3 separate regions of the Homo sapiens genome follow, and regions 1 and 3 are each linked to region 2. The links are chromatin loops, found by intact Hi-C in ENCODE. Cell type or tissue: PC-9. All regions are shown on one strand.

What was found. A loop is a pair of places that touch in the nucleus more often than their neighbours do. Peaks named below come from ENCODE experiments on the same cell type or tissue, not always from the same donor. Only the 100,000 strongest peaks of a DNase experiment are listed, where the experiment ranks them.
Region 1: a loop joins it to region 2, with 5 times the contacts of the local background. A loop is called at or near these places in 4 of 110 quality-filtered maps.
Region 3: it touches region 2 in a loop (3.0-fold over the local background); 28 of 110 quality-filtered maps call a loop at or near these places.

Annotation. Positions count from the first base shown.
Region 1 is chr18:21,991,254-21,993,753 of GRCh38, reverse strand. All of the region lies in intron 1 of LINC01900 (long intergenic non-protein coding RNA 1900), which reads right to left. Among named protein-coding and RNA genes, the nearest start is that of LINC01900, 11 kb to the right of the region's middle. RefSeq lists an enhancer at 1,721-2,500. In PC-9, no CTCF peak of the experiment used is centred here; no DNase peak of the experiment used is centred here.
Region 2 is chr18:22,347,465-22,349,964 of GRCh38, reverse strand. It overlaps LOC105372019 (a long non-coding RNA gene), which reads left to right and starts at 551. Exons shown (of 2, transcript XR_935282.4): 1 at 551-925; 2 at 1,017-2,119. In PC-9, no CTCF peak of the experiment used is centred here; a DNase peak (open chromatin) is centred at 1,104; H3K4me3 peaks cover 2,034 bases; H3K27ac peaks cover 2,134 bases.
Region 3 is chr18:22,281,624-22,284,123 of GRCh38, reverse strand. No RefSeq gene overlaps it. Among named protein-coding and RNA genes, the nearest start is that of GATA6, 110 kb to the right of the region's middle. In PC-9, no CTCF peak of the experiment used is centred here; a DNase peak (open chromatin) is centred at 1,433; H3K4me3 peaks cover 281 bases; H3K27ac peaks cover 1,599 bases.

The DNA.
Region 1 (2,500 bases), 360 kb after region 2:
GTCATGGTGTGATTTTGAAAAGCCCCTTGGCTCCTACCTTAAGAAGCCCTCAGAGTCTAGGAGAATGGAGTTGCCAAATGGCATAGAAACAGCGATTGTTCTGTGCTGTCTGTTACACCACTGTTTGCACAGTGGTTCTCTATGCCCATGAAATGACACCCACCAGCCAAGCAACAGAAGTAGCTGCTGCTTGGAGCCGGTGCAAAACTGAGCTGCTCGGCAAGTATAGAAAGCCCTTTTCTCTGAAAACAATATTCTGAAGTATTTGTCAAAATACTGTTATGAATCTTTTAAATTTTACAAAGCTGGCTGGGCATGGTGATTCACAGCTACGATCCCACCTTGGGAGGCTGAAGTGGGAGGATTGCCTGAGGCCAGGAGTTCAAGATGAGCCTGGGTAACACAGTGAAAACAAATAAATTAAAAATAAATGTTGAAAAATTTGAGCTGGGCATGGTGGCATACACCTGTAGTCCCAGCTACTCAGGAGGCTGAGGCAGGAGGATTGCTTGAGCCCAGGAGTTTCAGGCTGCAGTGAGCTATTAGTGCACCACTGCACTCCAGCCTGGGTGACAAAGGAAGACTCTGTCTCAAAAAAAAAAAAAAAAAAAAGCAAAAAAAGACAACGCCTTTACAAAGCTATTTTTCTTTTACAGAGATAACCATGTTAAGAGTGAAAGGTTAGGCCAGGCACAGTGGCTCACACCTGTAATCCCAGCACTTTGGGAGGCTGAGGCAGATGGATCCCTTGAGTCCAGGAGTTTGAGACCAGCCTGGGCAACATGGTGAAACCCTGTCTCTACAAAGAAAAAAAAAACCCACAAAAATTATCTAGGTGTGGTGGCTTGTGCCTCCCAGCTACTTGGGAGGCTGAGCTGGGAGAATCACTTGAGCCCAGGAGGTGGAGGTTGCGGTGAGCCCAGATCATGCCACTGTACTCCAGCCTGGGCCACAGAGTGAAACTCTGTCTCAAAAAAAAAAAAAAAGGTGAAAGGGTAAATGTACCCTGTCAGGTATTGTTCCACTAAATGTTACAAGATACTTGACTACGACTTTATTTTAACTAAGGGCTAACCTCAAAAACTGATAGCCATCTTAAAATGAAGATGACAAGCATTCCATCCTCAAATAATCTAAAATGTATTCCCAATCAGAAGATCAGTAGGTTTTACCAATATTAACATTTCTATCCTTTCCCTAATTGATTGTTTATTTAGCTGAAGGCCTCTATGTGTGATATGCTACTGGCATATCAAAAGAGGGTTATTTGTTTTTGAACCTGCATGGTGATTAATTCTGCATTTTCATTCTTTTTTTGCAGGGTAGGGAGAAGTATGAGTATAGTGTATTGGAAAGAGAGTTTTGAAAACAGAAGGATCTTAATGCAAATCCAGATTGAACCATTTCCCTCTTTGTGGTCTGGGCAAGTTCATTTCACCCCTCTGAGCCACAGTCTGTTTTTCTAACTTCTGTCACAGGTTCCAGCAGTGATTAAGTAAAATTACAAATTTGGGAGCCCGCCACGTAATAGGAGCCCTTTACCTTTTCTAATTATTTCTTACATGGTAAGCATCCCTAATAAGTATTCACACCTGGTTTGTGGAGTCTACCTGCATGCCTCAGGTGACGTGAGAACATGGTTCACGTGAGGTCTGATCTCACAGGGCGGTGCTGGCCAGGCCCAGCATTGCAAAGATTCCTTCTATTATTCCCAGATTCTTCTCATTTTTTTAACACTCTTTGCCCTTTTCCCTAGGTCAAATGGAAGGGTATGATCCCTACAATAAAGCACAGACTTATTTTTTCCATAGGCCTGTCAAATACTCCCCGATAGCCCCTGTTCTGTCCCAAGGAATGATGTAGCAACTCCTTAAGAATTCCTACCCAGCATTCTTACTAGTGAAACCTGAGTTGGTCATTACAACTATTTTTGTGGGATTTTAAAAAATCAGATCTAAATAACAAGCAAACATGTAACCGTGCATTTGTGCTATCCTTAGATTGTTATGGTTAAAAAGGGATAATTGATTTTAAGTTAAATATTCCTCATATCCTGATCCACCCCTCAAGTACTAGCTTTAATATTTTATAGACTACATGGTCCGACCTATTGACCCAGGTCCTGATGTGCCCACGGACAAGCCGGAAGGGCCATCCTTCCCACTGGCTTTGCAATCTGGAGGCTGACAACCACCCAGCCTGCCACCCATCAAAGTCCCTGCTGGTGACTCTCTCCCCCAGCAAGCTGCCTCCCTTCCCCCACTTTCCCAAACATCTTGGGCATCTCAAACAATCCAATTACACTCAGGTTGTTTAAACAAACAGCAGCACAATTCCCCAGCCCAGAGCCCCAACTGAGGGATTCCCTTGGGCCGACTCTCACCACCTCCACCCCCAACCACAAGCCACTTTCAGAGAAGAGCAGCCCTGAGCAGAGACAATGAGCTCTGGGTTAACAGTGGGTAGTTTTCCATGTCTAAATGTTTGCAGACACTTGGTA
Region 2 (2,500 bases):
CAAGGGACAAAAAGAATATAGCGGTGTCGGTTCCAAAAGCTTTTCCCATGTTTTCATTCCCAGCAAATACCATGTTCTTCCATCTTTCAGCAGCTCATGTAGGGGAATGAACAAAATGTTCTGCCACGAACTTGTTCCAAAATTTCTACTAGGGCAGCAGTTTGAGGGATTTAGCAGGAGAAGCGTGGGGTGTGTTATTCTGGTCATGCGTAAGAAACTTGGAAAACAGAATCAGAAAATGAGGGCGGTGGGGAGTGGTGGCAGAGATAACTTGGCAGTAAAACAAAAGTGAACCAACAAAAACAACACAACCTAAAAGGGAGTTGAGGAGGCCAGTGGAGAAAGAGGGCATCACATTGACAACTTGGCCAGAAATCTGGACACTGTAAGGGAGGATTTAGTGCTGGGTCGTGCCCTGGGCTGAATTTATCGCTGCTTGCCTTGTTAACTCGCCTCATGTTTAAAGTCAAAACTGCCATAGGCTCTGAGGGATTTCCATCTTTGTCATTTGTATGATCTGCCTCAAAATACAACCTCCCAAGTAAGGAGCATGATTCCCCTCCTGCCAGGAAGAAGAAAGCAGAGAATTGAGGGATGCCGAAATCGATTTTTAAAGGGTTTGGGTTTGGGGCGGTTCCGGATGAGGCTCTGTGCGCTAAGTGAGCGAGACGGGGAGGTGGGAGAGGACTGAGCGCTATGGAAAGGTGGTGGGGACGCAGGTGAGGGCGACGCGGGGAAGCGCATGGTCCTGGGGCCCGCAGACGGGACGGAGCAGCCGCGGCCCGCAGACGGGACGGAGCAGCCAGCGCCGCTTGTCGGGGCTTGTGGTTGCGAACATAGAGTGGAAAGAGGATTCTGCGCTCTGCTCCCGCCCCGGGAGATTAAGAGTCAACCCTACCATGCAGCCACGTTTTGCCAGTTCCAGGTAAGTAGGAAAGACTGACTCCCTAGCACAGATAATGTTACAAATGAGGTGCGCTGCGAAGCCAGGAAGCACAGCACCCTTTCGTGTCTAGGCAGCCGGGAGCCCAGGAATGCACCCGAAAGGCGGGGAGTCAAGGTCCCCCACCGCTTCTCCAGCGCCAGGAGGCCGCAATTTGTAAGGCGAAATTAAAAATGCACCACGTGTCGGCCCGGAGGCTAACGATGTTTATACAGACATACCACACCGAGGGAACCGGCCCATCATTCCGCACTGGGCGCGGAGAAGAGGGGGTGAGGGCGCGGCCGGCCCGCCCCTCCCCCGCCGCCTTCCTGCGCCGCAACCTGGACTTGACCCCCGCGAGCCTGGCTCGGCGCGTCCGGGGCCGCCCAGCCGGAGCCGGGCGCTGAGACCGGCGGCCCGGGCCGGCGTCGCTGCGCGCCTGAAGACCCGGGCGGCCAGACGCGCCCACCACCCCGCCGCGCGCGCAGACCGACCCCGCAGCGCGGCCGGACCCTGGCGCTCCCGGCGGGGAAACGTTTCCAATGCCTGGAGCTTTTGTTTGATAGCGAGGGAGGTGGGTACGGCGCTTGGTGGGGGTGAGGGGAGCAGAAAGAGAGAGAGTTTGGTCCCCAAGTATTGAGCTGTGAGAGAGCAGGGGCAACTCCAGGGCCAGCATTCAGAGCGGAGAATTAGAGCTGCGCACGCCCCAGGTCGGATGCGACAACGAGGTCCCCGGGCCTCAGCAGCTAGGTGACACTGGGCAAGTCTCAGCAGCTCTGGGGGCCTCAACGTCTCAACTGTAAACTCTGGGCACGCGGCTAGCGCCACGTCCTCTCCAGCCCTAACATTCTGTGATTCTAAACTTGTCTGATTTGTCTCATATGTTGCAAGGCTCGTAGCAAAAAGAAAAAAATACTCCATAACTATTTAACAGGAATTAGCTGAAGCACAGCTCTAGAGAGAGAGACACACACACACGTTTCAAATAACCCGAACACTAGAACCTAGTGAATTTTATACCTTTACTAAACTTTAGCGATTATTTGTTTCTTTCGTAACAAAGGTTATTGATTAGATTTAGTGCTGAAAAAAACCAACAACGTGCGCTTCGGTCATTTGTCTTATGGAGGAAACATAAATCTATAAATCTTCCTCCTGTCTCTAAGAAATAAAACTCTCTTCATTTCCAAAGTATGCAGATCTTCCAAAGGCGTATTCTTTCTTCTTTCTAAATCTTTGCTCTTAGACTCCTAAAACCAGTGGCTTTCTTTTCTTAAAATTTATGTGATCTTTAAATAAAGAGAGATAGAAAAAAGCCCCATTCTGCAGTTGCAGTCTGAAAAAAGCTATGTCCAGGAAGAGATATTTAGATTTTATTTTGAGAGAGTTTTTAATCTGAAACAAAATGATTTCTCATCTCCTAAAAATGTACGCAAAATAATTTATAAAATGTTACACAAATTTACAGTATGATTCTTCAAGTATCTCTGGAAAGAGGAACATACAATCTTCTAATTACCCCAAGGAATGTACCACATGTGGGTGGGTGATTCAGAGGCTGGCTAATCTCGCTTC
Region 3 (2,500 bases), 66 kb after region 2:
AATCAGTAAGAAAAAAACAAACGATCCTGTCAAAAAGTGGGTTAAGGACATGAATAGACAACTCTCAAAAGAAGATGTACAAATGGCCAACAAACATATGAAAAAATGCTCAACATCACTAATGATTAGGGAAATGCAAATCGAAACCACAATGTGATACCACCTTACTCCTGCAAGAATGGCCATAATCAAAAAATCAAAAAACAGTAGATGTTGGCATGGATGCGGCGATCAGGGGACACTTCTACACTGCTAGTGGGAAGGTAAACTTAGCAACCATTTTAGTACTTAATGCCACAGCTTCACGATTTTTTTTTCTCTCTCAGATCTTTATGACCCCTGTTAGACTGGGCAAACCCATAACTGTGAACCACGTTGGAAATGGACATCTCCTCTCTCAGGAAGCTCAGCATAGCCAGCTCTTACACTGGAATTGAAACTAATCACCGAGCATTACATGAAGATGATGACTCGCATGTAGGAGCCATGCTGTGTGGGGATCAAAACTGTTAGACTCACACTCAGCACAGTGAGATTACACTGAGAGCCTGTGAGAGAGCCCAATTGTGGGGCCAGCAGATTCCTATACCCCCATCCCATCTTCTTGTGGGAACTTGGACTGAGTCATAGGCCTAATTGCCAGGTCCACTTAAATGGCCCCCTCCTCACCCATGTGTGTGCCTATTTGAGTTCATGTAAGTAAATATACAGACAGAATGATACCATTGATCAGGACCCTCTCATTGCCCTGAAGTTCAGGACATCTGATATAGGCAATAATATTCATTTTCATTTTGACATCTCTCTTAGGGAAATGGCCTGACACATAGTCCTTCCTGACCTCTGACCTAAACCCCTTAATCTATGTCATAAAATGGTCTCTATCTGCCTGATTCTTCTCAGTGGTAGAGAACTGAAGCCTCAACCCCAGTGGCTCAAAAGAGGTACTTGCAATTCCTAAAACTTACATGTGCAGTCTGTATCTCTTTCTTTTGCAATAATAAGATTAAATCAGATGCTTGCAAGGTCCCTGAACCATCAATAGGAATATAGATAGACATAGATAGATACTTAGGTAGATAGACAAATAGACAGGCAGATAGACACAGAACTAAAAATCTGAACCAATAAATGCTTTTTAAATTCCTTTGAGAAAGTTTAAGAAAGCCCATTCTTTTCTCATGGGAAATTATGACTCAGGCCTTTTTTTTTTCTGTTTACACTAAGTACGTTATGGCTAAACTCTAATTAACTTTAGGTAAAAGAGGTCAAGAATGAAAGAGCTGAATTAACATAGAGGAATCATTAACTCTCACAGAGCACAAAGAGTACAATGGAATCTACTATATGGTTTTTTTTCTTTTGGTGGACATAGTAGCTTAGCAACACGTATTTACTTCCTGTTATAAGAAAGATGGGTCCTATCAAATGAAGAGTTCCTGCATGATGAATCATACATGAGGCCACAGTTTTTCTTTGTAATTGAATAGCGTTCTAGAAGATCGTCACAAGCTAGAAGATCGTCACAAGTCATTCTCTTACAGGAAAAGTATATGTCAATAACAAGATTGAGTATAGAAACGGAAAGTGCTCCAACAACAAGCTCAAAGACCCAAGCAGAACCATTCCAAAGCTACTCAAGGTGTGGCTGGTGCTGGTTCTCAGTGCCACTGCCACTGGTCCCAGCTCCAGGAGCCTGCCCTGCAGGGGAAGTAGCTGGCTCCCCAGAGACTCATGGCTTTGGGTCAGGCCACAATGCGCCAAGGTGCAATGGGGCTGCGCCTCCTCACTCCACACACTCCCCTGCTGGGCAAGCTGCATTCTTCAGGCTTCATTGTTTTGGGTTTTTTTAATTGTTTTGAGTTGTTTTTGTTGTTTTGAGACAGGGTCTCACTCTGTCTCCCAGGCATGAGTGCAGTGGTGTGATCTCGGCTCACTACAGCCTCAATTTCAGCCTCCCGAGTAGCTGGGACCACATGTGTGAACCACCATGCCCAGCTAATTTTTTGTATTTTTTTGTAGAGACAGTTTTGCCATATTGCTCAGGCTGGTCTCAAAGTCCTGAGCTCAGCAATCTACCTCCCAAAGTGCTGGGATTACAGGCATGAGCCATCATGTCCAGCTCGGCTTTGTTGTTTTAAACTCTTGTATGTGTTATGTCTGTATGTGTTAACTGTGGTTAAATACACATAATATAAAATTTACCATCTTAATCATTTTTAGATATAGAGTTCAGTGACGTTAATTCTATTTAATTGTTGTGCAGCCAATCTCCAGAACCCTTTTTGTCTTGCAAAACTAAAATTCTATACCCCTTAAACATTAATTCCGGAGCTGTTCCTCTCACCCCCTGACAACCATCCTCTACTTTCTATGTCTATGAATTTGACTTCTCTAGGTACCTCATATAAGGAGCATATGGTATTTGTATTCTTGTGACTGGCTTATTTCACTCAGCTTGAGGTTCTCAACTTTCATCCATGTTGTAGCATGTGTCGGA